Linked DNA regions of Homo sapiens: region 2 is linked to region 1. A link is a contact called in ENCODE Hi-C or POLR2A ChIA-PET data. All regions are on one chromosome and are shown on one strand. The core of a region is the stretch at or near the end of the contact, and the rest is flanking DNA. Distances in the headings are between cores, read along the strand shown. Region 1 has its middle 6.0 kb from the start of UBB. Region 2 overlaps TOM1L2 (target of myb1 like 2 membrane trafficking protein).

The links. A loop is a pair of places that touch in the nucleus more often than their neighbours do. ChIA-PET counts read pairs that join two places held with the same protein, here RNA polymerase II (POLR2A). Pooled maps may share reads with other maps.
Region 2: POLR2A ChIA-PET joins it to region 1 with 30 read pairs in activated CD4-positive, alpha-beta T cell. The contact joins two enhancer-like sites. A Hi-C loop is called at or near these places in 2 of 50 pooled maps. POLR2A ChIA-PET finds 5 or more read pairs at or near these places in 2 of 52 experiments (CD8-positive, alpha-beta memory T cell and activated CD4-positive, alpha-beta T cell).

What each region holds. Positions count from the first base shown.
Region 1 is chr17:16,385,371-16,388,808 of GRCh38, reverse strand. No RefSeq gene overlaps it. Among named protein-coding and RNA genes, the nearest start is that of UBB, 6.0 kb to the right of the region's middle. RefSeq lists an enhancer at 827-1,416. Within about 2 kb of position 2,033, at least 24 of the 41 ENCODE cell types and tissues checked have a DNase peak (open chromatin) inside an H3K27ac peak, as active enhancers do.
Region 2 is chr17:17,854,448-17,857,890 of GRCh38, reverse strand. All of the region lies in intron 12 of TOM1L2 (target of myb1 like 2 membrane trafficking protein), which reads left to right. Among named protein-coding and RNA genes, the nearest start is that of SREBF1, 19 kb to the right of the region's middle. Within about 2 kb of position 1,795, at least 7 of the 41 ENCODE cell types and tissues checked have a DNase peak (open chromatin) inside an H3K27ac peak, as active enhancers do.

The sequences.
Region 1 (3,438 bases), core at 784-3,283:
TTGACCTCGTGATCCGCCTGCCTCGGCCTCCCAAAGTGCTGGAATTACAGGCATGAGCCACCGCGCCCAGGCAGAAGTTCCTTTTTCATTTTTCAGTTTCTGCTCTGCTAAATGAATTTTCTTCCTTTTAAGGCTGAATAATATTCCATTGTTGTACAGTCTTTTGAAGGGTAATTTCGTAATAATCCCCAATTATTAAATGCCATAATCTTTGATACAGCAATTCTACTTCTAGTATATCCTGAAGAAATACTTGCACATTTGTTACAAGAGACATTTACAAGGATATTAATTGCAGTATTGTTTTAATAGTAAAAAATTAGAAACAATCTAAATACCATCAGTAAGGAGAAGGGTAAAATACGGTGTATCTATTCCATGAAATATTTTGCAGCAGTTTGAAAAGAATAAGGCACATCTATATGTGCTAGCATGGAAATGTCTCCAAGAAAGATGGGTATATAATGTATAATTCCATTTATATATAATTTTTAAAGTATGTTTTTATATAACACAAACATATGTGACACACTGAAAACAATCTGGTGGTAAATACACCAAACTTCTAGCAAGTGGCACAGAAAAAGATGCGTGGGAAGAGGACAGCTGGGAAGGGACGCTGAAAAAGGACTTCAGTGTTTTTACTCACTCTCTATGTATCTGCTGGTCGAGTCCTTACAACTTGTATTGTATCCATTGTTATTTAAGTAAAAAATTAACTGGGAAAAGAGGAAACATGCCAAACTGAATATACTTGGATCGCAGGGATAATGAGTGCTTTCTTTTTCTATATTTCCCAAATTTCCTACACTGAGCATGTATTACATTCATAGTTAGCAATAACATTATTTGAAGGAGAAAATGGTATATCTAGTGTGAATGCAGCTGTGAACAAGGTGAGAGTAACTATATATGGAGATATCTATACACATATGCATGTTTACATTGGCATAGAAGTTCAGAAAGACAGGTAATAAATGGTGGTCAGAAAGAAGGTCAGAAAGACAGGCATTATGGTGTCCTCACACAGCAATTACCAGCAATGTTCCTATTACCTTTTTTTTTTTTTTTTTTTTTTTTTGAGACAGAGTTTCATTCTTGTGGCCCAGGCTGGAGCGCAATGGTGTGATCTCAGCCCACTGCAACCTCCGCTTCCTGGGTTCAAGCGATTCTCCTGCCTCAGTCTCCTGAGTAGCTGGGATTACAGGCGCCTGCCACCACGCCCAGCTATTTTTTTTATGTTTTTAGCAGAGACAGGGTTTCACCATGTTGGCCAGGCTGGTCTCGAACTGCTGACCTCAGGTGATCCACCCGCCTCGGCCTCCCAAAGTGCTGGGATTATAGACATGAGCTACCGCGCCCGGCCCCCCATTACCTTTTTTTTGTTTGTTTGTTTGTTTGTTTTCAGACGGAGTCTCCGCTCTTTCACCCAGGCTGGAGTGCAGTGGCGCGATCTCGGCTCACTGCAGGCTCCGCCCCCGGGGTTCACGCGATTCTCCTGCCTCAGCCTCCCGAGTAGCTGGGACTACAGGCGCCCGCCACCTCGCCCGGCTAATTTTTTGTATTTTTAGTAGAGACAGGGTTTCACCGTGTTAGGCAGGATGGTCTCGATCTCCTGACCTCGTGATCCGCCCGCCTCGGCCTCCCAAAGTGCTGGGATTACAGGCGTGAGCCACCGCGCCCGGCCCCCATTACCTTTTTGTTTGTTTGTGTGTTTGTGTTTTGGAGACAGGGTCTTCTCGCTCTATCACCCAGAGGCTTGAGTGCAGCGGCGTGATCACGTTTCTTCCTTTCCGGAAGGCAGGGGCGCGCTTCCCAAAAGAGGGGTATTTCCGGCGGGAGAAGGAGAGGTCTTTCGCTCCCGCCTCCAAAGTTCCAATTCCCCAAATTCTGCGTTTTCGGGCAGTAGGCTAGGAAGAGCGGGCTCTGCAACCAGTTTCTCAGGCCACCGCGCCTCAGAAGCGGGACGGCGCGGCACCTGATGTCGCGACACCTGGTGGTGACCGTGAAGCACAATTCCCTCTCACATCTCAAAAAATCGCGCGCCCCTCACACACTGGCCAGTTTTTTGTTTTTTGTTTTTTTGAGACAAGTTCTGGCTCTGTCCCCCAGGCTGGAGTGCAGTTGCGCGATCACCGCTCACGGCAGCCTCAAACTCCCTGGCTCAAGCGATCCTCCCACCTCAGCCTCCAGAGTGGCTGGAACCACAGGCGTGCGCCACTTTGCCTGCCAAATGCTTGTGTTTTTTTTTTTTTTTTTTTTGAGACGAAGTCTCGCTCTGTCGCCCAGGCTGGAGTGCAGTGACGCGATCTCGGCTCACTGCAACCTTCGCCTCCTGGGTTCAAAATGCTTGTATTTTTTTCAGAAACGAAGTCTTGCTATGTCGTCCAGGCTCGTCTCGAGTCCTGGGCTCAAGCTATCCCCTCGCCTCGGCCTCCCAAAGTCCTGGGGATTACAGACGTGAGCCACGGTGCTCAGTGAGACCCCCATCTCTTTAAAAGAAAAAAAAAATGCCTCCGCCGGGCGCGGTGGCTCACGCCTGTAATCCCAGTACTTTGAAAGGCTGAGGCAGGCGGATCACGAAGTCAGGAAATCGAGACCATCCTGGCTAACACGGTGAAACCCCCTCTCTACTAAAAATACAAAAAAATTAGCTGGGTGTGGTCGCACGTGCCTATAGTCCCAGCTACTCGGGAGGCTGAGGCAGGAGAATGGCGTGAACCTGGCAGGCGGAGCTTGCAGTGAGCGGAGACAGCACCACTGCACTCCAGCCTGGGCAACACATCAAGACTCCATCTAAAAAAAAAAAAAAAAAGGCCTGGCGCCGTGGCTCACGCCTGTAACCCCAGCACTTTGGGAGGCCGAGACGGGTGGATCACCTGAGGTCAGGAGTTCAAGACCAGCCTGGCCAACATGGTGACACCCCGTCTCTACTAAAAATACAAAAAATTAGACAGGCGTGATGGCAGTCGCCTGCAGTCCCAGCTACTCCGAAGGCTGAGCCAGGGAATTGCTTGAAACTGGGAGGCGGAGTTGCAGTGAGCCGAGATCGCGCCACTGCACTCCAGCCTGTAGGACAGAGCGAGACTCCATCTCAAAAAAAAAAAAAAAAAAAAAAAAAGAAGAAGAAGAAAAAAGTTTTTTAATTAGCCTGGCATAGTGGCAGGTGCCTGTAGTCCTAGCTCCTCGGGTGGATCGCTTCAGCCCGGGAGTTTAAGGCTGTAGTAAGCTATGATTGTGTCACTGTACTCCAGGCAGGGCCACAGAGTGAGACCCTGTCTCTAAAAAATTAAATTTTTTTTTAAAAAAAACGGCAAACACCTAATATTTGTTGAATGAATAAATAAATGAAAACATATACTCTCATTAAACGGTTTCTTCTGGGGATACAAGGAAAGGTGAGAGGGGAGTTTTTACTGGATACTTTTTTTTTTTTGC
Region 2 (3,443 bases), core at 546-3,045, 1.5 Mb before region 1:
TTCTCATGGGTCTTGCTGTGACTTTTCTTTCTGAGACTTTTCTGTCCTCGGCCCAGAAGAGAGGTAGAGGTGGGGAGTCTGACCTGGAGCCCATAGACAGCTGGCTTATAACCCAAGGAATGGTGAGGAGTCACCAGCCGAGCCAAGCCTGCTGTCCACCCCAGCCCCTACCTGTGTAACAGCTCATGTCTTCCTCTTGTGACCTGCCGAGCCTTTGTGAATCAGACAGTACAAGGCCACACGCTTTCTTTCTGGCAGGGGTGCCAAATTTCCCCTCCTATTTTTGCATAATCTCTGTAAGCCACAGATTCCCAGTCCCAAAAATACCTCCCTGTCCCCAGGCCTTAAGAGTCTGGGACATTAGCAGGGATGAGGAGAGGGTCCTTTCCTTCCTTTTACTGTCTCCGGAGCTCCGAGCAGTATTCACTTTTCCAGGATGAGCACAAGTTACTGTGGCTTTTGCTTGGGAGGGAACAATTCTAAGGGAACAGACTCAAAGCATCTGACCAGTCAGGGAAGCCCTCTGTAGCCCAGTGCCTGTGAATTTGGCAGTCCTAGGCTTGACAGATTTTTATAATATAGTTGCTTATATCCACTAAGTCCGTCAAAATGATTTGAAACCTCTTGAAGAATACACAGGCCGGGTGCAGTGGCTCACGCCTGTAATCCCAGCACTTTGGGAGGCTGAGGCAGGCAGATCACGAGGTCAGGAGATCGAGACCCTTCTGGCCAACATGGTGAAACCCTGTCTCTACTAAAAATACAAAAATTAGCTGGGTGTGGTGGCATGTGCCTGTAATCCCAACTACTTGGGAGGCTGAAGCAGGAGAATCGCTTGAACCTGGGAGGCAGAGATTGTAGTGAGCTGAGATTGCACCACTGCACTCCAGCCTGGTGATAGAGTGAGACTCCCTCTCAAAAAAATAAAAAAATAAACACAGTAGAAACAGAGTAAAAAGAAAACAAAGCCCAGGGGAGTTCAATGTTGTAAACACAGTTGGTTCTCATGTAGCAGAGCTTTCCTGGCCCACAGACCTGCAAGGGTCTCTCCTGCCTTGTCTGTTCAGGTGGCCTGAGCCTGGTGCATGGAGAGAGGGTCAGCTCATCTCAGGCTGTATGTCTTGGGATGACCATTTCACCTCTAGCAGAGCCCAAAGCTGTGGTACATGTGATGGAGCCTGAGCTGGAGAGAATGCAGAGAAGGAAAGATGATGAAAGCAGTGCAAACATGTGCCTCTCCCTCCAGGTGGGGTGGGGTGAGAGGAATACATAACTGCCCATAGTGTGCTATGCTAGGCTGTGGCCAGAGGAAAGGCCAGCAGGTCCTAGACTGCAAGCAGCACAGGGTCCACCTGCTTGAGCAAAGCGTGACCAGTGAGTAGGAACTTGGGCCATGCAGGATCACCCAGAGCCGTGGGAGCAAGGGGCATCTGCCTGCCACCCAGCTTGGGCTGGTGCCCTCTGCACAGCTCTGCTGTCAGCCTGGGCAGGTCTCCTGCCACCTCTCATAGTAGCAGCATACTGCTGCTCTGCGTGAGAAGGCAGTTCCTCCACTAGACCCCAAGCCCATTCTTAGAGAGATGTGCTGGCCCAGGCCTCTCATTTGCTTCTTCAGGGACAGGCTGGCCTCTGGCCCACATGTCAGGGGCCTTTGCAGCAGGGCTTCTGGAAACCATGTCCATTCATTGGGAAGATCCAGCCCACATGCCCTTGTGCCTATTAATCCTGCAAAAAAGGATACTGCCCACACAAACTCCCCTGAGGGTGGCCTTGGCAGCTGGTGGTGGTGCCTGTCTCTGCCCACACAGACTGCCTCGCCACTGCCAGGTCCCACGTAGAGCTCCAGTCTCTAACTTCCCAGAAACAAACCTAACTAACAGCTAACCTGGTGTCTTGCCTGACTGACTGCAGTTTGTTTTTTTTTTTTTCTTTACAACAAATATTAATTGCTTTGCCTTATTTCCCATAGTGTAGAAACCTTGAGTCTTTTCAAGCCTCCTGAGTACAAATTCTTTACTTGGAAACTTTTTGTACTATTGAGTGAGATCAAAGGCTTTTAGACTTGGTCCCAGTGGGGTGGTGCTTGAAGTGACATAGGAAGGGATTCACAGCTTCTCTGGAAATAGTACACCTGAGCTACAGAAATTGTTCTTGTTACATTGAAAACTGGACAGGTGGGTTTCCTTGTGGGCATGGGGCTGTGGGAAGCTGCAGAGGAGCATCTGTTGGAACCCTTATGCTCCTGGGACTCAGGTGTGTGGATAGCCAACACAGAAGTTAACTGACACCACCAGGCTTATTACTGGTTGAAGAGAAATGAGACTTGTCAATGGGCTAGGGCCGGGCGGCTCTCAGGGAGACTGCTAGGCTTGTGCTCTCCCTCCCTGGCCTCTCTAGTGTGAGGTCTTTTTGCCTCTCTTGGCTGGTGATCAGCTAGGGGTGTCTCCCTTTTGCAGGGTGCAGCCAGGAAAATATCCTCATGTGAGAGAATCTAAGTCAAAACAAGAACAGAGGTAGGTTAGTAAAGAATGCTGCTGCCAAAACCCAGGCTTGGGTTTGGAGGGCGGGACTCCCTCCTCAGACCTGGAGGCCCCCAAGGCTCTTACTCTGGAAGGATAATCCTAACCCCTGGAGTACCAGACAGACATGCCTCTCCCCCTTGGGCAGGCAACCCTCCCTCCTGATCCCTGAGGCAGAGCTGCCCCTGCCTGCAGTTCCAAGTGAGAATCAGCTGACAGCAGGATGGCTCACCTGCCACTCAGATCAAAACCTGTGGCTTCTGACATCCAAGATGTCTGTGGACTTTGAAAATGGGCAGGGCTGGTCTAACCACTGCCTCAGCCAAGCCAGCCTGGCCTACCTATCTTCAGAGGGGCTGAGCTTCAGGCAGCAGTCTCTATTGGAGGGCATTCCTCTGCTAGCTTCCTTCCTTTTCTCTCTTCACATGTCTTCTTCCTTTCTGTCCCTCTCTTCCAACTCATACGCTTCTTCAGATCCCTCAGACCAGCCTTCAGCTTGGATCATTGCCCAAGAAAATGCTGAAACTATGGCATGTCAGGCTGGGTGCAGTGGCTCACATCTGTAATCCCAGCACTTTGGGAGGCCAAGCTGGGCAGATCATTTGAGGCCAGGAGTTTGAGATCAGCCTGGCCAACATGGCAAAACCCTGTCTCTACTAAAAATACAAAAAAAAAAAAAATTAGGCAGGTGTGGTGGCTCACGCCTGTAATCCCAGCTACTCAGGAGGCTGAGGCACAAGGATTATCTGAACCTGGGAAGCAGAGGTCGCAGTGAGCTGAGATCGCACCACTGCACACCAGCCTGGGCAACAGAGCAAGACTCTGTCTCTAAATAAATTAATTAATTAAATAAATAACTAAATAAATAAATAAAAATAAAAATAAAACTATGACACATCAGAGCCAACAGCCTTCTTAGGAATC